Linked DNA regions of Homo sapiens: region 1 is linked to region 2. The links are chromatin loops, found by intact Hi-C in ENCODE. Cell type or tissue: heart left ventricle. All regions are shown on one strand. Each heading gives the region's core, and the rest is flanking DNA. Links, peaks and the distances in the headings are about the cores only.

Evidence for each region. Hi-C counts contacts between places; a loop is a spot of excess contacts. Peaks named below come from ENCODE experiments on the same cell type or tissue, not always from the same donor. Only the 100,000 strongest peaks of a DNase experiment are listed, where the experiment ranks them.
Region 1: it touches region 2 in a loop (2.4-fold over the local background); 3 of 110 quality-filtered maps call a loop at or near these places.

The regions. Positions count from the first base shown.
Region 1 is chr6:161,867,960-161,880,885 of GRCh38, reverse strand. All of the region lies in intron 6 of PRKN (parkin RBR E3 ubiquitin protein ligase), which reads left to right. Among named protein-coding and RNA genes, the nearest start is that of LNCR-SMAL, 360 kb to the left of the region's middle. In heart left ventricle, for the core only: no CTCF peak of the experiment used is centred there; a DNase peak (open chromatin) is centred at 7,656.
Region 2 is chr6:161,998,390-162,011,315 of GRCh38, reverse strand. The region is part of intron 5 of PRKN (parkin RBR E3 ubiquitin protein ligase); the gene reads left to right. Among named protein-coding and RNA genes, the nearest start is that of LNCR-SMAL, 230 kb to the left of the region's middle. In heart left ventricle, for the core only: no CTCF peak of the experiment used is centred there; no DNase peak of the experiment used is centred there.

The sequences.
Region 1 (12,926 bases), core at 6,142-8,641, 130 kb after region 2:
CTGGCGGAATCTAAAGGGGTTCTTGGGTGCTTTTTCAGAACAAGGGCCGCTGCTCTTTCCGGCTGTCTTGGAAGCACAGATTAAGTTTCTTGCCTTTTCCCGGGTCACCACCGACTCTTCAATGGAAATGAAAAGCAGGGGAAGGGGAGGTAGTGCCCAGGAAGTGCGTTCTTCTCATGATGCACTGGGCTTGAGGAATATAAGTGGGCCTCCTTGTAGGAAAAGCTGGCTTCCCATGGCCGGTGGAGACCAAGCCAGGAGCAGCCAAACCTCCCACCCCACCTCGTGGGCCGGTGCTCCTCCCCAGGCAGGGTGGCTGTGACCGCACTGTCTTTCCGGGGACATGTATAAGGTAATGCCCTCATATCCCACTTGCGGAGAAGAATACCCTAATACTGTGGGGGAAAAATAACGATGCAGAGATGTAGATAGCTGAGGTTATATAAATTACCCATATACTTACATTTCCTAAAATGAAGATAAATATGATCATATCTCTCAGTGCCATAGAGCTTTACATTTACGCTCTAAATATGCATGTTCAAAATATAATTATGTGAGGATGACCAGAAATAGAAATTTTTATTATATATCTTAGCACATGTTATCGAACATGGAACACATGCACCATACACATATGCCATGTGGCATAAGGAATTTTTGTTTTGTGAATGATTTTTGCTCTGAAAATATAAAATATTGAAATTCATTGTCTATTATCATTTTAATAAGATATTTTAGAAATAGCAGTATCTACATATACCATTGCCATGAATGTGTTTTTCTAAAATTAAACATGAAAAGAGCATAAATATGATACATCTGAATCCCCAAGTTACTGTTTATATTTCACATAGTATCAGACTCCAAGCTTCTTTGCTGAGGAACCATATATTTTGACAGAATTTCCTTTATTCTGTGCATTTTCATCTACTTCTAATGTGCATATGCCTAAAGTGTAGAAAATAGAAGAAAATGGCATGCTGTTGCTAAGTGGATGTCCTACAGATCTGAAACAAAAAAGAAAAGCTTTAAAATACACTGTAATTATGTAAAATGGTGTGATTTTACTTTGATTATCTAAAATAAAAATTAGAAGGTTGAAAATGAAAAAGACTCTATAACGATAAGTTTCAGTGTGTTTTCAGAGTATCAAGTTTCTAACATTAAAAAAGTCCATAATGCTCTTTTATAAACCCTTTGACACTACTCCCTTCAATTTCATAGAAATATCATAATGGGCTGGGCATGGTGGCTCACACATGTAATCCCAGCACTTTGGGAGTCTGAGGTGGGCAGATCATGAGGTCAGGAGATCGAGACCATCCTGGTTAACACGGTGAAACCTCGTCTCTACTCAAAATACAAAAAGTTAGCTGGTGTGGTGGCTCACGCCTATAGTCCCAGCTACTCGGGAGACTGAGGCAGGAGAATTGCTTGAACCTGGAAGGCGGAGGTTGCAGTGAGCCAAGATTGCACCACTGTACTCCACCCAGCCTGGGCAACAGAGCAAGACTCCATCTCAAAAAAAAAAAAAAAAAAAAGGCAGAAATGTCATAATGACCATACAGAATGTCCCTGTCCTGGCCACTTCCCATACACTTGGTAATCATTTGCTGATTTACCTAGAGGGTAAAAGTGTGAGCTCAATATTCTTAGTCCTTCAACCCATATTTGACTCTGGTGCAATGAGAACATTGCATGTGATGTTCTCATAGCTTCCTAGCTCAGTTAATTAGCAGTGCTTCCTAACTTAACGGAGAATCGCTTGGGGAGCTGTGAAAATATAGAATCTGGAGAGAAATGCTAATGATATAAGGTTTGGAGCAGAGGGTAGGAATCGGCACTTTAAATTCCTGCCTAGGCTGAAAAAGATAAGACATGAAATGGTGGTAAGGATGAGGAGCCACTGGAACTCTCAAAGACTGACTGTAGAAGTGTAAATTGATACAACAAATTTGTGCTTGCATCTACCAAAGCCGAACATCTGTCTGCCTAGGACCTTTCAATTCCATTCACAACTATATACCTATTAGAAATGCATCCATATCTTCACCAAAGAGGTGCAAGAATGTTTGTAGGAGCACCAAAGAATGGAAATCTCACAAATATGTTCATCAGTAGTAAGATGGACAAATATAGTATAGTCATGCTTTGGGATTCTCTACAAGGCTGGCTTTGGGGTCTGCCACCTTTGAGTTGCAGAGGGCCCTGCACTAAAAGGACCCTGGGCTTGGTTTAATGTGCTGCTGTCACTATCTTGGAATTCTTGATTTTTCAACAATGGCCTTGCATTTTCATTTCGTAATGGCCCCTGCAAATTAGTAGCTGATCCTACTATAAAGTAAATCTCACTCAGTGTTGCATGAGAAAATTCAAACACAAAATAATTCGTACTGTGCGATTTCAAAAGGAAGAAAAAATAAATCCTTAGTGTTGAAAATCAGGACAGTGGTCGGCTCTGGGATGAAAGGGGATGGTGATTGGGAGGGGCCACTAAGAAAGGTTTCTGGGGCGCTTAAAGCATTTTATTTCTTGATTCAGTTCCTGGTTATATGAGTGAGTTTCCATTTTGAAATTTTATTAACAGGAAACATGGTTTACAAATGTTTCTGTATATACATTATACTTCAATAGAAGATTACATTTTAAAAATTTATTTCTTTCTACTTTTGACATCGAGCCGACTGGAGCAACTCATCGGTTGTAATCAGCAAATACGTTTCATTTTGATTTGGAGCATTTACTCTTTCCCCATTCCGAGCCACTAGCTTCATAGCTCCCTCCAGCCGACTGTGTAGAGAATCCATGGCTCTTTGACACAAGAAACTGGCCAGCAGAGAGGAAGAGGCTGACCCACCCTTCAAGAGAACACCTCCAAGTGTCGGCCATGGGATGGCTTAGCTGTTATCACATCCCTTTTGCATAAAATGAGCCCACCCACTCCCTCATTGAGCGCCATACTGCATATATGGGAGTGTGTCACTGTCTACACGGGGGAATTTAGGGGACCTTACAAGGCCTGTCCACCCCACATGCCATCCTAGCAACTGCCAGGGGGCTTCACATTCTCTCTTCGGTCACTCTTAACTAAAGCTCTTTTTAAAATGCAAATATGGGCCGGGCGTGGTGGCTCCCGCCTGTAATCCCAGCACTTTGGGAGGCTGAGGCGGGCAGATCATGAGGTCAGTAGATCAAGACCATCCTGGCTAACACGGTGTAACCCTGTCTCTACTAAAAATACAAAAGAAAAAAAAAATTAGCCAGGCTTGGTGGCGGGCACCTGTAGTCTCAGTTACTCAAGAGGCCGAGGCAGGAGAACAGCGTGAACCCAGGAGGCTGAGCTTGCAGTGAGCTGAGATCGCGCCACTGCACTCCAGCCTGGGTGACACAACGAGGCTCTGTCTCAAAAAAAAAAAAAAAATGCAAATATGTTTCCATATTTGCATTATCAGCCTTTAGTCTTGCTTAAAATAGTCATGATGTAGGCCATGAAATGGCAAAATTTGGAGAGGTGTTTCCCTGGAGGGGCCATGGAGGGCAGTGGTGAGAGCTCTGGGATGGTCAGGAACATGAGCCCTTCACAGGAGCCTGAGGCTGTCCTCACCTAGCAGGGTCCAGACAGGAGGAATGGGGCCGCCGTGGCTGGAGTGGGGGACACCAGTGGGATTTGGGCTGCTTCACAGTTTCCTCCTCTATGACTACCACTGTGCACACCTGCATCAGAAATGAAGGTTCAGGCAACTACGTGGCTTGAAAAAGAGTCTCTGTGCAAGAGGGAAGGTCGGGACTACATATAGGATTCAGGCATTGAATCATTTGCGTCCATTGTGATGGTCAATATATCCTTTATCAAAAGGACCTGATGCTCAGAATAGGTCTCTAGATTGCAAATGAGCAGTTCTAGTCAAGAAGTATGAATACTTCTGAAAAATGGCAAATCAAATATTTCAATAAGAATTAAATTTTAATAGACTTGACATTTTGAATTGAATATGAAAGATTTCAATGGTTTCCAGTGGGTATTTTTTAAGAAGGAGGGAGGGATCTTTATCAGTGTTTGAGGAGATCAATTAGTCTATAAAACTTAAAATATTCTACAGATACTGGCTTCTAAACATCCAACTGTGATAGGAGAATAGAAAAAATAATAGTAGAAAATAAAAGAATATTTTCAAAATCACATACATGTTGAAAATAATAGGATCTTAATGTAGGGATATATTAATCTTGGATGACACTACACACTTTTTCATAAGAAAAGTGAAAATAAAGCCGGGCATGGTGGCTCACGCCTGTAATCCTAACACTTTGAAATGCGAAGGAGAAAGGATCACTTGAGCTCAGGAGTTTGAGACCAGCCTGGGCAACATAGTGAGGCTTTGTCTCTACAAAACATTTAAAAAATTAGCTGGGTGTGACGGCATGCGCCTGTAGTCACAACTACTTGGGTGGCTGGGGTGAAGGGATTGCTTAAGCCCAGAAGGTCGAGGCTTCAGTGAGCTGTCATTGTGCCACTGTACTTCCGTCTGGACAACATAGCAAGACTCTGTGTCAAAAACAGAAAAGTAACGATGAGTAAAAAATTATTGGCATCCAAAAAACAAAAAATGGAAAGACAATAATCTCAAAATCAAGGATGATGGGAGATATTCAGTAATATAGTTTAAGTACCCAGAAGAAGCAGTGTAATAATCAATATGGCTTAAAAGAAAGCAAAAATGTTAAAACATTTATATTTGTTTGGTAACTAATGAGACAGGAAAAGCAATGACATAAGATATGTGTCTTTCAGCACAAAAATATTAAACCATTTATATTTGGTAGCTAATGAACAGGAAAAGCAATGGCTGAAGATATGTAGGTTTCAGCACATCCTCTGATACTCCTGCCTTCTGAGAGTCTTTCACTACCTGGGAATGTAAGTCTCAGGTCCTACAGTGTTGAGTGAAGGTCAAAGTCATGGGTTACATAACGGCACCCATGGAACATCTGGTAACATCCTGCATGGCCCCAGTACTTATGAGTGGGATGCCAGTGAGGGGAGGATCATAGGACATGAGTTCGAGGTCAAGATCCTGTGTCTCACTTTACTAATTATGTCACCACGGGCACATTTCCTCAGAGCAGTTAGGTGAATGCTGACAGTCATTTCCATGCCATTGTGGCCTTGGGGTCCCACGTGAAATACTAAAAGTTCCTCCTGTGTCAAAACGGACAGAGCCTCTTCTAAATGTTAGTCTCTCATCAGATCCCCATTCAACAAGAGGGAGATTTGTGAGGACTGCCATGATACCTCTTATTGCCATAGCCGCAGTGTTGAGCAGAGCTCCTAGCCCATTTTCCATAGTTTCAGCAGTTGACAGGTGCTGATGAGAATATATTCATAAACAGGCCAGGCACAGTGGCTCACGCCTGTAATCCCAGCACTTTGGGAGGCCGAGGCAGGCAGATAACGTGGGGTCAGGAGTTGTGACCAGCCTGCCCAACATGATGAAACCCCGTCTCTACAAAAAATACAAAAATTAGCCAGGTGTGATGGCTCGCACATGTAATCCCAGCTACTGGGAGGCTGAGGCATGAGAATAACTTGAACCCAGGAGGAGGAGGTTGCAGTCAGCAGAGATCAAGCCACTCCACTCTAGCCTGGGAAACAGAGTGAGACTCTGTCTCAGAAAAAAATGTATACATATATACACACACACATATATTTTATATTATATATGTATTGTATATTTTTATATATATTATATATAATATATACTTTATATATAATATATATACTTTATATATAATATATCATATATACTTTATATATAATGTATATACTTTATATATAATATATAATTTATTATATTATATACTTTATATATAATATATAATATATTATATATAAAGTATATAATATAATAAATTATATATTATATATAAAGTACCTATAATATATTATATTATATTTTATATTTTATATTTTATAATATATATTATATATTATATATTATATATTTTATATTTTACATTTTATATATATTTTATATATTTTATATATTATACATTTTATATATTATACATTTTATATATCTTATACATTTTATTTATTATACATTTTATATATTATATATTTTATATATATTATATATTTTATATATAGTACATTTTATATATTGTACATTTTATATATTATATATTTTATATATATTGTACATTTTATATATTATATATTTTATTATACATTTTATATGTAATATATATTTATATATTACACATATTATATGTAATATATATTTTACATACAATATATATTTTACATAATATATATTTTATATATAATATATATTTTACATAATATATATTTTACATATAATATATATTTTACATATAATATATTTTACATATAATATATATTTTACATATAATATATTTTACATATAATATATATTTTATATATAATATTTTACATATAATATATATTTTATATATAATATTTTACATATAATATATATTTTATATATAATATTTTACATATAATATATATTTTATATATAATATTTTACATGTAATATATATTTTATATATAATATTTTACATGTAATATATAATATATAATATATATTATATATTTTACATATAATATATATTATATATTATATATTATATATAATATATATTATATTTTACATATAATATATATTATATATTATATATAATATATATTATATATTATATATAATATATATTATATTTTACATATAATATATATTATATATTATATTTTACATATAATATATATTATATATTATATTTTACATATAATATATATTATATATTATATTTTACATATAATATATATTTTATATATATTTTACATATAATATATATTTTATATATTATATTTTACATATATATTTTATATATTATATTTTACATATAATATATATTTCTTTTATATATATTATATATTTTATATATTTATATATTTTATATATAGTATATAATTTTTATTTATATATAAACAAAAAACAGGTCTTTTAAAAGTCTTAAATATATTGTTTAGATATATAAAATAATCGCAAGCCTCTAGGAAATTTTGAAAGCTTAGAGGAAAGTGACTATGGCCAAGTTAATAGTAGGGGAAATAGGGCAAAGATTTCAAGGGAAACAGGAATTTTTTTTGACGAGAGTCAAATGCTTATCACAGTGGCCTGCCTTCTACAATCAAACGCCTCAACTGGCAGACTTGTTTTGTTGTTGTTGTTGTTTTAATTTTGTAGTTTGGGATATAAAATAGTTCTTTTCTTTCTAGGAAGGGGATTTCCATTTTTTTCTGGCTGTCAGTGTGACTCGTGTCTGATGCGCGGTGGATGCTACCGGCGATTTTCCTTTCCATTCCTCGGAATTTCTCGAGTCCGATACGCATTGTATTTAGTTCCCGTCAGGAAAAGCTGGGTGTCGGGGTGGTTTTTCGTGCCTCCTCTTCTGTCTCGTGACTGTGTATATTTCATGCTTGCATAGTTTCCAAACACGCCACAGTATAACTTATGCCCCAGGATATCTAACTTCAGAGTAAGCATGTTCCAAACATGGAGCGAGAATGAGTGTCTGGGGTAGGAGAGACCGTTTCTACAGGGAAGGACCGGGAGAGGCAGGCCCGGGAAAGGCTCCAGAGATGGAGTCCCTGAGACTGACGCGTGCTTCGAAGGAAGAGACACACACTGACTGCAACTGGGGTGTGAGTGGAGGTTTGGGGGACTCAGCACAGATTCATTGAGAACGGGCCTTTATTTCATTCTGCATTTTCAGCCGATTTATTTCATCGATCCCCTGTTCCAAGCTCCCAGCTCCCTCCCTTATTATCAGCCAGTTTTCTGCTTGACAACCAGCCACACACTAGCTCGCATCTAGGTTTTTTGGAAAAAAAAAAAAAGTCATTACTGTATGTCTTACAGCCATCAGTTCACAATTGGACCCAAAATTGGAATAACTTCTGGTTAACCCTCAGGAGAATAACTCTATTTGTGACACTGGGAGAGATGAAAAATGAAGACAGGTCTCCTTCTCCTCTGGGATTTTGAAATATAATATAAGAGCCTGGGCTCTCCAGGAAGCAGAGCCTGAGGCAGAGGGCTCAGGTGCTCTTACTCCGTTACAGTCCTAGTCCCAGGACAGAGGCGGGAGGGCCGGGGAGTGAAGCAGGGAAACTAGGACACTTTATGGAGCTGGCTGCTGCTAAGCCCAGCAGATGGCTTTAATATGAGGGACCATGGATTAAGCATTGTGGGTATCAGTAAATGCCCTCTGTGTGACCAGGAAAGCCCAGAACAGGAGGCAAAGCGCCAGGGTTGATCAGGGCCCACATGGAGTTGAGGACAGGAGCGCCTGATGCTGGCTATGAGGTATGTCTGATATGAGGGCATTAATTAAGACAAATTTATGAACAGATTGGATACTTGATGCAATGGAGAAGATTTGAGAAAGATAAAGCAATACAAGTGTCCTACATAATCCCTAGAGGTATTAAATGCTGCCCTGTTTAAATATATAAATGCATTCTCAGGGTGATTTTAGTCAAGTTACTCAATGGCTTATGGCTCATCTTCTCACCTTTTCGAATCTGTGCAGGAGACATCTCCTGACCTTATTCTGAAAAATAGGACCCCCACTCAGCTGCTGCGTCCTCCCACTGACGTTCTCTGTCCCCAATCCTGCTGTGTAGTTCCTCATGCACTTACCCTTCCATAGCATCTTATCGCACTTGTTTGTCTATTTATTCTCTCTCCCACTAGAATGTAAGCTAAATAGGGCTGAAATGCGTCTGCTGTGAGCCCTGCAAGAACACCTGGCAAAAGTCGCTGCTCAGTGAAGAGTCACTGAAATATTTGAATATGTAATGATTCAGATACCTATTTTATAGGTTTCTGTGAAAATTAAATGAGAGGATTATTAAAGTGCCCCACTGAGGTTTGGCACACAGAAGACGGTCAGTGAATGCTGGAGCCGTTCACGTCCTCGTGCCTGTGGTGTGTCCCATATGCAAATATACACGGGAGTTTTATAGCACAGATATGTTAAGTATTCTGAACACAGACTACACCAGCTGAGAAATACATGCTTAAAACCCATGTTTGATTTCCTATCCATATCCATGGAAGGGAAAAATAGCCACACATCTTAAACTTCATATGATAGCCACCAAATACCTTCACATGTACAACTTATGTTTTAAAAAGTGTGTACAGGGAGCTTTGTGCTGTCCAACTGCAAGGAAGAGGGCTCTGGCTGGTCCAGTTCCCTCTGCTGCAAAGCGATCCCTGAGAATATCCTATCATTCTTTGTAGAGTCTAGGATTGTAAAATATAACACTTTTTATTATACTTTTTAAAGTAGAGTGCAACATCCTCATTTGGAATAATGTCTAAAAACTGCACCCTGAGTTCTAAGTGTGTGCATGGCTTTAGGGTGGCTGAGGCAATAGTAACACAAGTTTCTCTCTGAAGGGCCTTTCCAGGTAGACCCCAAATTAATACAAAGTAGGGCTCTTTCTTCATGTTCCTTAAATGACTGCACCAAAAGTACCATATGGTTTTTCTCTATCACAGACTTTTGGGGGCCATGTCTCTGGAAGAGATACCATCATACGTCTAATGATGTAAAATAAGAAACATTCTGTGATGGTGTATTTTCCAAAAAAGAAATGATTAAAACAGCTCCCAGGAAAACTCATAGCTTACTGAAAACTCTAGAAATAATCTCTATACGTTTAAATTGCTACAAAGTATCTATCTTATTTTCCCTCTTATTCTTATTTTCTCTCTCTTATTTTCTCTCTCTCTCTCCTCATCCTCCTCCTCCTCTCTCCTCTCCCCTTCTCTGTCTTCTGCATCTATCTTCTGACTCTGAAGAGTAGATGATTACCCTATCTCTAATTTCATCCCCCAAGAAAATCTCTCTTCAGTATTTTTCCCCATGTCTCATTTAGGCAAAAGAACTATTCCATGATTCCCAGCCTAACTCCCCAGAGTTCTCTAGTTACCTCTAAAAACATTCTTCATAACAAGGAGACCTACCTATCACCAATGTCCATTGCAAGAATTAAAGAAGAGGAGGTCCATGAAAACAGTTGGCACTGTCGCTGGCACATAATATATGGTCAGTAATTAATCCTTATCAGTTAATAATTAATCATTTCTCTCGTATTGCCTTTCCTTCACAGGCCAGCAGGATTTTTAAATAGCTCTACTGATATATTTACTCAGTGATTAATATAAAATATTGATAGCCTTCTGATCATGAAACATTAAAAATTTTTTTTAGTAGAGAAGTAAATAAGTCGTGTTAAATGTACTCTGACTCATGCCAACAAAAGGAAACAGTGGCATACATAATTCTAAAAAGAAGAACATGAGATAATTATGTAAGGTGTGTTTGATTTGAGAATGTGGGAGACAGCAAGATTCAGCTAGCTTTGTTCTGTGTGGCCTGAATTAGACCAAGTCTGAGTGCATGAAAAGTTAAAGGACATTGAAACACAGCCATCCCCTTTTCTTCATGACCCACAGCACTTGACATCCGTATCACTAATTTGGTAATAGAGTATGTGCTGAGCTGTGGGGGGGCTTCTGATTTTGTCATTTTCTTTGTACCACTTTTCTTCCCAATTGTAGGCACTCTGAGAACAGCCCAATATCTTAATATTAGGAAACGTACTTCTCTGTCTATGACCATACCACCCTGAACGTGCCTGATCTCCTCTGATCTTGGAAGCTAAGCAAGGTCGGCCCTGGTTAGTACTTGAATGGGAGAAAATGTACTTTTCTATCCTCTACCCTCAATACATAGATGATTGGTATTTTATTTTGTTTTGTTGGTACATAATAAATGCTCAATATATGTTTGTTTTTTAAGTAAAAAAGGAAGAAACAAAATAATAAAATGGGCTGAAATCTTCTGAAATCAACCCATCAGCTGAATTAAACCTGTGTAGATTATCTTCCCACATGTAGCTAGTTTGTCCTGGTACATAAACTATCTGAGGACTACCTTCACTTCTCCCTTTCATAGACAATTTTGGGTCTCCTGTATGTGGCAGAACTGTGGTCTGCCCTGGGAAGAAGACAATGAATAAGTTGGCAGGAAAACAAAAGGGAGAAGACAGCTGAAGAGCTCTTTCAAAGGAGGGATCCACAAGGCTTGGTGATTAAGACGACGCAGAGGGTGGGTCAAGGACAGCATGTTTGTGTTGTGAGTGGAAGAAATGTGATTCTCTTGACAGAAACAGCAGAGTCTGAGTTGAAGCGGGGTGATGTGGCTTCTAGGTGATGCATTCGTTTTAAGTATGCTCAAGTTAAATAGAAACCATTATACTAAAAAATATAATCATTGTGAGGTTAATTTCTTCTTGGCCTCGTATTTATCAGCTCAAAACATAGCACAGGGCTCTTAAAAGCATGTGTATGGGTTGACCATCGCCTTTCTTTTATTTTATTTTATTTTATTTTTATTTTTTATTTGAGATGGAGTCTTGCTCTGTCGCTCAGGCTGGAGTGCAGTGGTGTGATCTTGGCTCACTGCAGCCACTGCCTCCTGAGTTCCAGCAATTCTCCTGCCTCAGACTCATGAGTAGCTGGGATTACAGGTGCACGCCACCACGCTCAACTGATTTTTGTACTTTTAGCAGACATGGGGTTTCGTCATGTTGGCCAGGCTGGTCTTTAACTCCTGACCTCAGGTGATCCACCCGCCTCGGCCTCCCAAAGTGCTGGGATAACAGGCATAAGCCATCGCGCCCAGCTATCCCCTTTAATTTTTAATAACTTCTATTTCTTAGCATGTTCTGCTTTAGAAAAATGGGAAAATGTGGTTTAGTTCCAGTGAGGTTCACATTATTATTTATAGACTATTTATTATGCCATTTATAGGGCCTGTGCTGGACCATAACAATTTTTAAAGTAATTGTAATTATTTTACACTATAAAATACAACACACCAGCCATTGAAGTCTAAATCAGTAGAACTCTAGTACCTGCTGCAAGGGCCTCATCCTGACAAGTGCTTTTGATGACAGCAAGAGGTAGGCCATGTGCATCCAAATATTTTTTTCCCTCCTCATAATGGGACTTATCTGATGTATAATTTATATTCTACTTTGATTTCATCTTTCTTAGCCTTTTCAAAATGTCTGCTTAGTGATGATATGCTACAAATCATTAAGAGGCCTAAAGATTGTGCTTCTCCACAAACAGCCTGTGCTTTAAGGACAAATTAAGAGCAAAGTATTAATTTCCTTTTGTTTGTTTTGTTTTGTTTTAGAGACAGAGTCTCACTCTCTCACCTAGGTTGGAGTGCAGTGGTGTGATCTCAGCTCACTGCAACCTCTGCCTCCTGGGTTTAAGTGATTCTCCTGCCTCAGCCTCCTGGGTAACTGGGATTACAAGCATGCACCACCATGCCCAGCTAATTTTTTTGTATTTTTAGTAGAGACGGGGTTTTGCCACGTTAGCCAGGCTGGTCTTGAACTCCTAGCTTCGAGTGATCCACCAGCCTCGGCCTCCCAAAGTGCTGGGATTACAGGTGTGAGCCACTGCGCCGGGCCCAAAGTATTCATTTTCAATTGTAACAATCACCTCTTATTTTAGGATCTTGCGTCTTATAATTGTGTATACTATACGTAAAACAATAGTAAATTGGTAGCTAGTTATACACGGGAGAAGATAGCAGTTGTAAACAAGGATGGAATAATCTCAATAGTGAAAATGATCTTAGAAACATTATAATCCATTTCCATTATCTTAGAAGTAAAAGATTGGGATTAAAGAAATTAAAAGATTTGGCCAGGCGCAATGGCTCACCCCTGTAATCCCAGCACTTTGGGAGGCCGAGGGTGGTGGATCACCTGAGGTCAGGAGTTCAAGACCAGAATGGCCAACATG
Region 2 (12,926 bases), core at 5,295-7,794:
ATATATCATAAATATATACTATATTACATATTTTATAAATATATATTATAAATATATACTATATTATATATATTATAAATTATATATTATAAATATATACTATATTATATATAATATAGTATATATTATAAAATATACTATATTATATATAATATAGTATATATTATAATATATATTATAATTATATATTATAAATATATTATATATTATAAATATATTATATATTATAATATATATTATAAATATATTATATATTATAATATATATTATAAATATATATTATAATTATATATTATAATATATATTATAAATATATTATGTTATAAATATATATTATATATTTTATATTATTTATATTAATTATATATTATATATTATATATTATATTATATATTATATATTTAATATATTATAGTATATATAATATATTATATAATATATTTTATAATATATTATATATATTAATATTATGTATTATATAATATATTGTATATATTATACATTATATAATATATATTATATAATATATTATATAATATATTATATAATATATTATATATTGTATATTATATAATATATATTATATAATATGTATTATATATAATATAATATATATAATATAATATATTATATAATATATAGTATATTATATATAATATATTATATAATATATTATATAATATATTATATATAATATAATATATTATATAATATATATTATATTATATATAATATAATACATTATATAATATATTATATAATATATAATATAATACATTATATAATATATTATATAATATATAATATAATATATTATATAATATATATTATAAATACATTATATAATATATATTATAAATACATTATATATCATAAATATTACATATTATAAATGTATATTACATATAATAAATGTATATTATTTATATATTATATATTATAAATGTATATTACATATAATAAATGTATATTATTTATATATTATATATTATAAATATATAAAATATATATAATAAATATATAAAATATATTTATCATACATAATATATATAAAATATATATTATGTATAATAAATATATAAAATATATATTATGTATATATAATATATATATCAGAAATTTGTTCCAAAGCAAATTGATTGATTCTGCGAGGGGTCTCCCTGTGCTAACACGAGCCAGAGGAAGTGACATCTGCAGCAAAGGCAAACAAGAGACATTGTTCCCATTTCTAAAATGTTCCATTGCTTCCTCTAAAAGATTGTTGTTTGTTTCATTAAATAGTAACTCCAAGCGTAGGTGAAGTTAGCATGCAGATGTTGAAGTTATAAACAACTTTTACAAGTACACCTAGTTATGAACCAGAAGACTTTATTTTTTTTTGACGCAGAGTCTTGCTCTGTCACCCAGGCTGGAGTGCAGTGGTGGGATCTTGGCTCACTGCAACCTCCACCTCTGAGGTTCAAATGATTATCATGCCTCAGCCTCCAGAGTAGCTGGGATTACAGGTGCCTGCCACCATGCCCAGCTAATTTTTGTATTTTTAGTAGAGATGGGGTTTTGCTATGTTGGCCATGCTCGTTTCACACTCCTGACTTCAAGTGATCTACCTGCCTCAGCTTCCCAAAGTGCTGGGATTACAGGCATGAGCCACCATGCCCAGCCGCGAGAGGACTTTTATTTCACTGCATGCATCCTGTGTGCCTGTGAAGGGCAATTTTTATATTTAGTGTGCAAAGGTTACAAAAAACCTCCGAGTCTGTGTTTGAGCTTCAGCTTTTCTTCTTTGTGGAAAAATGACATCTTTTTACCTCCTTTTTTGCCATAAGTTATTGAAGAATAGTGATTCTGACGGTTGTGGTTTGTGGGTTTGTTTTTTCATTTTGCTGAAATTGTCATGTAGGTGTTTCATTAGCTTATGCAGTTTGATAATTTCTGTACAGTGTTCTGGGAATTCATTGCTTTGATTTCCATTTTTCCCAATTTTTATGTCAAAATTTCCACTTACCTTCCAAGGTTGAATCTAGACAATGTAGTATCTCACCTCTTTCTTTGCTTTGTTCTCCAAGACAGAGTCTTGCTCTGTCACCCAGGCTAGAGTGCAGTGGCGTGATCTCAGCTCACTGCAACCTCCACCTCCCGGGTTCAAGCAGTTCTCCTGCCTCAGCCTCCCAAGTAGCTGGGATTACAGGGTCACACCACCACACCCGGCTAATTTTTGTATTTTTAGTAAAGACGGGGTTTCACCGTGTTGGCCAGGATGGTCTTGAACTCCTGACCTCGTGATCCGCCCGCCTCAGCCTCCCAAAGTGCTGGGATTACAGGCGTGAGCCACTGCGCTTGGCCACACCTCACCTGTTTATGATCCTTTTTACATAGTTTATTTTGCTCCTGAACCCACATAACTCTTACAAGGGTATCCAGCCAGATTCCTTTGGTTCTCAAAGACTGTTAAATTTTTCTCTACTGTAGTCATATTCCTTTATCTTTCCTGTTAAAATCCCCTTCAAATATTGTAAGGCTAAATAAATAATATTCCTATTCTAATGCCAGGATCTAATTCACTGGGGCCATGGTGTCTTTTTCTCATATAATAAGTTCTCAGGATGTATTTTTCTATTCTCATGGTCTATTTCCTTTTATTTTAAATTGGGAAGTGTTCCATACAGAATTTTGTTTTAAATCCAAGGAAGACTGATAACTGAGGTGTGATACCCTTAGCTTTTCCAGATTCTCCTGGGGTTCATTAACCACCAGACTTTGTTCAAGTTCCTGCTGCAGCTTCTATCTGGTGGTAAATGATTGTGTAACAACACTGAACATGATGCATTTCGATACACTGTTCTCTTCTCAGCCTTGGCTTGAGTACTTAGTGAGGCCTGAGGAATAATTACCTCTTTCTCCATTTTCTTTTGTAGCTGCTACCAATTGACCAAAATCAGTAAGAAGCTCATGTAGCCCATGTAGGGTAGCGTCCTGGGGCCCCCGGGGCACGAAGCAGGTGGAGAATGGTGGGAAATGGGGCTGAAGAGACAAATAGCAGGCATTCTGCCTCCAAGCACACGTCTCCGTGTCTCACTATCTGGTGCCAAATGTTCATACACATATATGTGCATCTTTCTCTAATTTCTTGACTTCTATAGTCTCCTGAGAGTTTACAGGAATTTTCATAGTAAACTTTGCAGCTCAGCTTTCCTGGATACCCTCAGGAGGAATTCAATTTTTTGGTCTTAGGTAATCCAGTTATGCCTCTTATCCCTTTGCAGTTTTTTCAGTTGAACTTCATTTATTATTTTAGTATCTTGCTTAAGTGTGTGGTATCTTATAAATGCTCCCCTAGCGACATCTGAAAATATATCCACAGCTATAATTTTCAAACTTGGGTTGAATATGAAAGCTTTTCATTCTGCTGTATTGGAATGACATGTAAATAGAGCACCTGGTTGTTTTGGATGTATATTGATTCTGGCTTTTTAAAAAGGTGTTCAAAATTTAGTGTTTGTGGAATGAAGTTATTATAGAGAACTCAGGATAGCTATAAATTCGAATTGATTTGGAACCATATTGCATGCCTTTGGGAGATGCTAAGCCGTTTTCCTTATTTTTTTTCCTTCCAATATCATATCATTAAGGTAATAATGTTGTCTGCCAGAATTTGTTGTGATGAGCAGATGGATTACTAATATTTTGTTGATTGATTTCTTACTCAGCTCTGCTATAAAACTTAATTGATGATTCTGCCATCAACGGTTTAAGTGGTACCTATTAAAGTTTAGACTTGGAGACCCTGCAAAACTCTTGCCCATTAAGCTTGGTTTTTCATTTTCAGAAGTATATTCACAAAACTTCCCCTATCCCTAGCTCAAGAAACATGTGTCATACTATCACATTATACTCTGGGACGGTGAAGTTTTTTCAACAGTTTTGATTTCTTGCCTGAAATGTGTCTGCTATTATACTTGCATTGTTGTTGTTAGTGAATATTTCTCTAAATTCTTAGCATGAAAGAATGAACCCCATGGCCTTTTTAAAACGTCATATAGTCAAATTTCTATGAGACATCTTTTACTGTGTGTTATTTCAACATGACCACTCACTGCACTGTATCCTGAGAGCAGTGACATTTCTTTAAATGCACAGCCCTTCATTAAATATTGAAAAATGACTAATAGCAACCTTGCTTTTTCAGGCAAAATTAAAACTGTTTTTTTAAATGCTCATTTTCCATCGTTCTTCTAAATATGTATAATTTTTGGATATTGGCTGATAGTATATTTCCCATTCATTTATCCATTCAGTTATTCATGGTTCATTTGTTTACTTGTATATATAATTTTTTAACTGTATATATAGATAATGAAGCCATACAATGTGCTGGCGCTCTTCTAAGTTCTAGAGTACAGTTGTAAAAAGGAGGGGGCCACTGGACTTATGGAGCTTATATTCTGGGGTTCATTGGGCGCAGTATGTCAAGAGAAATAAATTTCTTAGTTAATACTAGGTACCAATAAGTGCCATGATGGAGATCAGTATGGGATGTCATCATGCAAACAATAAGAGAAGGGTGGGAGGCTGCTTTAGGATGCTGAACTCAGCCCCAAATGGCAAGATTGAGCCAGATGTGCAAAGGACCAGGGGGCAGAGCTCTCTCGGCTAATGAGACAGCTAGTGCAAGGCATCGTAAGCAGAGAAAGAGCTTGGCCTATCTGAAGAGCTGAAAGGAGGACAGTGCTTTGAAGAGGGCAGACAGGAGTGGAGTGCAGACTGGGCCAACTCACGTTGGTCTTGTAGACCATGGCAAGAAATCTGGATTGTGTTTTCCAAGTGGAATGGAACACTAGAGGATAGTCAGTAGGGGAAGAATATGATCTGGTTTACAGTGTTGAATGTGGAATCTGGTTTACAATGTGGAATGTTAAATTGAGTGCACAATGTTGAATGTGGAATCTGGTTGACATTGTTGAAAGACTCATTTTGCTGTGGGAAGAATATGGGGCAAAAGCATCAATTAGTGGTGTGAGAATTTTTCCATTCAGTGTTTAAATTGAATGGAAATTGAATTGGAACTCTTTTAAAGTCCCAGGAATTGTCAGTCGTTTAATCAACAAACGCCAAGCAACTGCTGGGTGCTAGGAACAGTGCTGAGTGATGGGAAACAAAGATGGAACAAACAAGTCATTAGACAAAATAAAATCACACACATATATAACTTCATTTTAAATGTTTCAAAGCTCTCGTGTACTTTATAGTAATTCTAAGAAATGCAGATTTACTTAATATTGTTCAAATAAGATAGCAATTTTTAGTATGCTTTTTTAAATTTAGCAATGTCACCATCATCATAAAATGTGAGTAGATATATATATATATACACTATCCTTTTATATTAAATTCACAAATGGCTATAAAATTCTACAAGTGTTGGACTCAGATTATAGGATTAAATAGATTTAGATAATAGAAATAATACACAACCTTTCTCCTTCCCATCTTCCAACCCTGACATCTAGCACCGGTTTTCTAAAGTTAACTTTTTTCCCCCCAAAAAAGGTTAGATTTGATATATTAGCAAAGACCCTGCAGTTCTGTATCTCAACTACTTTAAAGCTAACTTGGAAAAGTAAACTGAGCCTAAGGAGCTTTTATCATGAATGAAGGCTTTTTTCTCTCTAGCCCGAGGCATTCTCGGCAGGGCAATAGATTCGGGCTGTCAACACTCAAGCAAGAACACAAATAAGGGCTCAAGAGTTTCATTCCTTTTTTTTTTTCTACCAATTTAATAGTCCTGCAGAGACAGAGAGAGAGAGCAAGCATGTGCAAGAGTCAGAGGTGGATTGAGAGTTGAGTTGAATCTTTTCCACTACAGCATTTCTCCTGCTTAATCAAAGTGAAGAGGTCGACTTAATTTTTAGTGATATGATAAAATGTCTTACCATGTAGCATATATTATGAGTCAACAGTCTTTGTTTTTATTTTTGGACATATTTCTTACAAAATTCCCAATGTGAACAACTTTCCTGGTATTCTATATTGTCCTATACTTTATTTCTTTTATTACCAATAAAGAGTCAAATGCACACCAAACTAAAAGTCCCCAAAGTTTGAGACTTTATCCTGGAAGAAGCACATGCTTGAAATATGTTGTCATTTCCCTTTTTCTTACTTAATTGTACTAACTTATTTAATATTAAACGTTAGCTCGATTTTTATATTAGCTTTCTTTTTCAGGCATATCTTCAGATTTCAAAAGCTATTACTCTGAGATTCATTTCATTTTAATTTAAGTGCCTTTACAGGCAAGTCTTCCTTTGTGTCCCTACAGACAATTAATTAATATTTTCCTATGGAAAGAAAAATGTATATGTTTAGTATTTTGCAAAATAATGCCAATTCAAATAGAGCATTATCTTCAACATTTTTCTTAAATACAATTTATCCCACTGAGCCCAACATCAACACTATTTCCTTGAAATTTTCTTTCCATTCGTAATCATATGTGAGCCTGAGGAGCCACTTAGGAAGTGAACCTGATCAACAGCCAGTTTGCAAAAGCTGTTGCTCATCACAGGGGAGACATACCATCTGCAGTGTGGTAAATGAGTTTCCATGTGGATTCCAAGTGCTCCCAGTTCTATGAGTTCATTAGTTTCTTTCTGAAGCTACAATTTTGCAACAGACATCTTCAGAAAACTTTCAGTGCTATCATTATGTTTATATTACCTACGCTGGTGTTGAGGAGTTTGCTAATTGCTACTGCAACAATAAATGCTCATTATCTTCAAGCAAATAATTAAGCAGTAAGCACCAAATATGAACTGCTGGTCAGAGGTCTATGGTGGCCTGTATTAGTGCATTCTTGCTCTGCTATAAAGAAATATAGAAAAGAGAGTTAATTGGATTTATAAGAAAAGAGGTTTAATTGGCTCATGGTTCTGCAGGCTGTACAGGAAGCATAGTGACTTCTGCTTTGGGGAAGGCCTCAAGAAGTTCTAATCATGGCAGAAGACAAAGGGAAAGTGAGGTGTCTCACACAGCAGGAGCAGGAGCAAGAGCGGGTGAAGCAGCTGGTGCTACAAACTTTTAAACAACCAGAGCTTGTGAGAACTCACTCACTTTCTATTCACTAGGACAGTACCAAGTGGGATAGTGCTAAGTCATTCATGATAAATTCAACCACATGATCCGGTGACCTCCCACCAGGCCCCACCTCCAACACTGGGGATTACAATTCAATATGAGATTTGGGTGGGGATACAGATCCAAACCAAATCCCAGCTTTTTCAGATCAACTCCTAATTTATCTGTGTGACGAGACCAAGGCTTTAAGTGTTTCAGGCCTAGAAACAAGTTGCTGCAGTGAGAATACGTTGAAGTTGCAAGATAAAAAGACAAATCCATAATTCAAGTTTCAGATTCCAATACATCTCTTTCAATAATAGAACACATAGGTAGAAAATCATTAAGGATATGGAAGATTTAAACTGTATTACCAATCAACAGGACCTAATTGACTTTTATAAAATATTGTGCAAAACAGCAGAATACATATTCTTTACAAGTACACCAGGCATATTTACCATGGTAGGCTATATTATGAGGTGTTCCAATTGATCTTTAACAGGTCAATGCATAAACAAGTTATGGTATATTTATACAGTGATATAGTAAACTGCAATAAAAATGAACGAATACCCTCTTTCAGAAATGGACAGTTTCAGCATGTAAATAATCAGTAAGGACATAGTTGAACTCAGCAGCACCATTGTAGCATGATGAGTCTCCCACCCATTAGCCAAGGGTATATGTCTACCACCTAAACCTTGAAGACCAGGCAGTGAGCCAAGGCTATGGGGCTCAGCCAAGTAGCAGGTGTTCCTGAGAACCTAAGCATCCTAGAAAGTGTCTGAGAACCTAGCAAGAAAAATAGTCTCAGCACTTAAACACAATATACAAAAATTCAGAAAATTCGCTTAAAAGTAGTTTAAGAACAAGAGGTGGTGTGGAGCTCTAAAGCTGTCCTGCTGCCATCCAGGAGGTCCTCATATATAAGTCCTTATAACCCATCTACTCGCCAAACTGGACATGTCCAAATTTTTTTTTTTTTTTTTTTTGTCAACAACCTCCCAATTTGGGGGAAGGTTTTTCTGTATGATTCTGGGATTTTCTCATTGCAGCCATTGATCAACTGGATATAATTGACCTCTATAGACCACTTCCACCACCAACAACAACAGAATACATATTCTTCTCAAGCTATCATGAAACATTCACCAGGACACAGAACATTCTGGGCCATAAAACAGCCACCTTTACAAATTTAAAAGAATAGAAATCATAGAATATTTGCTCTCGACTACAGTGGAATTACACTATAATGACAGAAAGACAGATGGAAAATCCCAAAAGACGTGGAAATTAAACACAAACTTCTCAGTAACACATGAGTCAAATAATAAATCACAAGAGTATTTGAAATCAGATGAAAATGAAAATATAACTTATTAAAATGTGTGGATACAGTGAAAGCAGTGTTTTGAGAAATCTACAGCATTGAATGAATATATTAGAAGAGAAAAAGACCTAAAATAAATCATCTCAGTTTCTATGTTAGAAAAGTAGAAAAAGAAGAGCAAATTAAATCCAAAGGTGGAAGAGAAGTATTAAATTTAGAGCAAAAAATCAATGAAATTGAAAATACGAAATCAATAGAGAAAAATGAATGAAGCAAAAAAAAAAATGGTTATTTGAAAAGATTAAAAAATCAATAAGACTATCCATGTTAAGTAAGAAAGGAAACACAAATTACTAACATTGGAAATAAAAGAACATCACAATAGATCTCATGAACAATGAAAGGCTTATAAAGGAATATTATGAACAAATCTATATTTACAATCTGATAATGTAGCTGAAATTCCCTGAAAGGCACAGCTAGTAAAATTCACAGTAGAAGAAATAGACAGTCTGAAAAGAATGGTACCTATCTTAAAAATTGAATCAGGAATTAATAACCTTCCAAAGAGAAAGCACCAGCTCCAGTTAGGTTCACTAGTGAATTCCACAAAACATTTAAGGAAGAAATTTTACCAGTTCTATACAATCTCTTTCAGAAGGATGAAACTGCAGAAATTCTTTCTAATTCCCTCTATGAAGCCAGCATTACCCTACTACAAACAACAGAGAAAGATATTGCAAGAAAAGAAAACTACAGACCAAGATCTTGCATGCGTATAGATGCAAAATTCCTCAATAAAATATGAGCAAATCAATGTATTGAAAAATTATAACATGCAGCCAACTGAGATCTATGACAGATCTACAAGGGTGTTCAACATTTGAAAATCAATTAATATAATCCATCATATCAGCAGGCTAAAGAAGAAAGATCAAATGACCATATCAGTAGATGCAGAAAAAGCATTCGACAAAATCAAACACCCATTCATGATTTAAAAAAAAAAAAAAAAAAAAGCTATTTGCAAACTAGAGATACAGGGGAACTTTCTAAACTTGATAAGGAATATCTACAAAAAACCTACAGTGGGCATCATACTCAATGGTGAGAAGCTAGACTCTTTGCCATTAAGATCAAGAACAATGCAAGAATGTCATTTCTTACCACTCCTTTTCAGCATTTTACTGGAAGGCCTAACTAATGCAAGAACAAAAGAAAATGGAACAAAACATATAAAATTGGGAAGGAAGAAATAAAACTATCATTGGTAGCAGATGACATCATTATATATGTGGAGAATACAAAAGAATTGACCAAAAAAATCCCCCAAACTAGTTAGTAATTATAGCAAGGTTGCAGGATACAGGTTTAATGTGCAAACGTCAATTGCTTCCCTCTGTACCAGCAATGTACAAGTGGAATTTCGGATTAAGAACGCAATAACATATTAGCTCCTCTAAAAATATTATTAGCTCCTCTAAAAATGAAATATTTAGGTAAACTAACAAAACTGTCCAAGATCTGTATGAGGAAAATTACAAAACTGTGATGAAAGAAATTAACTAAATAAATGGAGAAATAGCCCGTGTTCATGGATAGGAGGACTCAATATTGTCAGAATGTTAATTCTTCCCAATTTTATCTAGAGTCAATGCAATCACAATAAAAAGTCCAGCATGTTAACTTGTGAATATCAACAAACTGATTCAAAAGTTTATATGAAGAGGCAAAAGACCCAGACTAGCCATTGCAGTATTGAAATAGAAGTATAAAGTCAGAGGACTGACACTATCCAATTTTAAGGCTTAACTATACAAAACTACAGTAATCAAAACAGTGTGGTAATAGTAAAAGAATAGACAAATCGATCAATGGAACACAATAGACAGCCTAAAAGTAGACCCATACATAGTCAAATGATCTTTAACAAAGAAGCAAAGAATATACAATGGAGAAAGTGTAGTCTTTCAGCAAATGGTATTGGAACAACTGGATGCAAACATGCAAAAACAAAAAAATCTGGAAACAGATCTTGTACTCCTTACAAAATTAAAACTTTCATAGTCCTCACTGTTAAAGTGCAGAACTATAAGACTCCGAGAAAGTAACACTGGAAAAAACATAGATGACCTTAGGTATAGTAATAACTTTTTAGATACGATACCAAGTGCATAATCCATGAAAGAAATAATTGATAAGCTGGATTTTATTACAATACAAAACCTCAGCTCTTTGAAAAGCAGCTGTCAAGAGAATGAAACAAGCCATAGACTGGGAGAAAAAATTTAAATAGACATCTCTAATGAAAAACTACCATCCAAAATATACAAAGAACTTTAAAAACTCAACAATACAAAAACAGACAACCTGATTAAAAATGGGCAAAAGACCTGAACAGATACTTCTCAAGGAAGATATAAACATGGCAAGTAAGCATATAAGAAGATGCTCAACGTCTTACCATGTTAGGGAAATTAAAATTTAAAAAAACAAACAAACAATGAGATACCAGTACACATCTATTACAATGGCCAAAATCCAGGACACTGACACCACCAAATGCTGGGGAGTATGGGAATCAAGAAAAACTCTTATTCATTACTGATGGGAACGCAATATGGTCTCATCACTTTGGAAGACAGTCTGGCAGTTTTTTACAAAACTAAACATAGTCTTACCATACGATCCAGCAATTTAACTGCTTGCTGTTTACCCAAATGAATTAAAAGTTTATGTCCACACAAAAGACTGCACATGGATATTTATAGCGACTTTATTCATAATTGCCAAAACTTGGAAGCAGCCAAGATGTCCTTCAGTAGATGGATGGAAAAATATAACAAGTCTTTAAATGTAAGTCTTTAAAACAAAATTTTGTTCTAAAGAACTCACGCATAGTTAATTTTACCATTAATATAAGCATCTTGTTACTATTAGTATTTCTTTGAAATATAATTATCAGTATTTTTCAAGTTGCTAGTAACTCAGTTCATCATTTATTATTATTGTTATTGCTATTATTATTTTGGTCTGTGGAATCTAAAATCTGGCATCCATATGCATCAAGTAAAAAAGTCCTCTAAAGCTTGTTTGCGGAAATTAGCTGACCAAAGTGTCCTGTTTTCCCACATTCATGTTTTGGTGCATTAGTCTTGGTAACAAAAGTAGTTCCATTTCATCATTCCTATCTGTGCCTACCACTGCAGCTAACAATCACCATAGTGCAATCACTCCTCACCTCTTGCCACCTTCTTGGCTCGGGCATTGTGCTTTATTTCGTGTGACTCTTGGACCTCGCACATTGCTTAGCACATAGAAAATGCAAAATGAATGCCATTGCATAAATGGACGTGCCATGAAATATTTGCTCATGCATAGATGGGGATTCACTGCTTGTGCTTTCACCTTTTCACTACAAGACACGTTTTTATTTTTCAGGAATTGTGGAGCAATTCCGAGGTAGGGACAGTCACTCTTTTTCATGATGCTGTTACAGCAACAGTCACCAGTAAAGTCCAGTGTCCAGATGGGCACAAGAGGAGTTCACTTCCTGAAATCAATTGCAGTGACATCTCCTCCGCCCCACCCCAAGCAGGTTGTCAATTTTACATTTATCCAGACTGCCTCTTCTCTAAGCAGTTGACACTGATTTTGTTCGTTGTTATTGCTGAGACTTGATAGCTCACTGTGGCAATGATTCTGAGAGGTGTGAAGAGGGGTTTATAGGAGAATCGCTTGTGGTGGAGGCAAGCTGTGTATAATTCTGTGTTGCGGTTGTTAGAAATCCTTCTTCACCCTTTCCTAAATCTACTGAGAATCTACTTATCTTTCTATCAAATGTTTTTGTGTGTTAAGAGGACAAAATAAAGTAGAATGTTTTTCATTCTCAAAAGACTAGAAAATGATTATGGGATTGTGAGGAAAATTACCTAAACACACATACTCAGTTCACACTACTCATCTTTGGAAACAAACTGACACCATAAATTACTTATTTCCACAGTATGATTTCCCTGAAGATCCCATTTATATTGAGGCATTTTGGGGGTTAGGAAATATACTGGAAATTGACCCGATGACAAATTTACACTGCAAGTATGTATAACGGGATTGGATTTCTCTTACACTATCTTTTATTCTCTCAAGACTTTCCTGGAGCCCAGGCAATTCGCTGAAACTTCCTCTTATTGAAAGTGTAAATAAATGTTGTTGTTTTTTAGGAATGGCAGTCTAAGCCTGATATACAAACTGTAGCTAATGAAACAGTAGCTACCTGCTACCAGAGTAGAAAGCTGTAACTAGGATAACTGGATGGAGCCCTGGCCACATGTGAATTGCCTGCTGAGGTTACACTCATTTTATCTTTGTCAGATAAAGATGGAAATTGGACAAAACAAATAAATATTTATTTACATGCAAATATATGGGGGTTTTCATATGTGTAGTTAATAGATTGTTTCCAGGTTCATAAGAG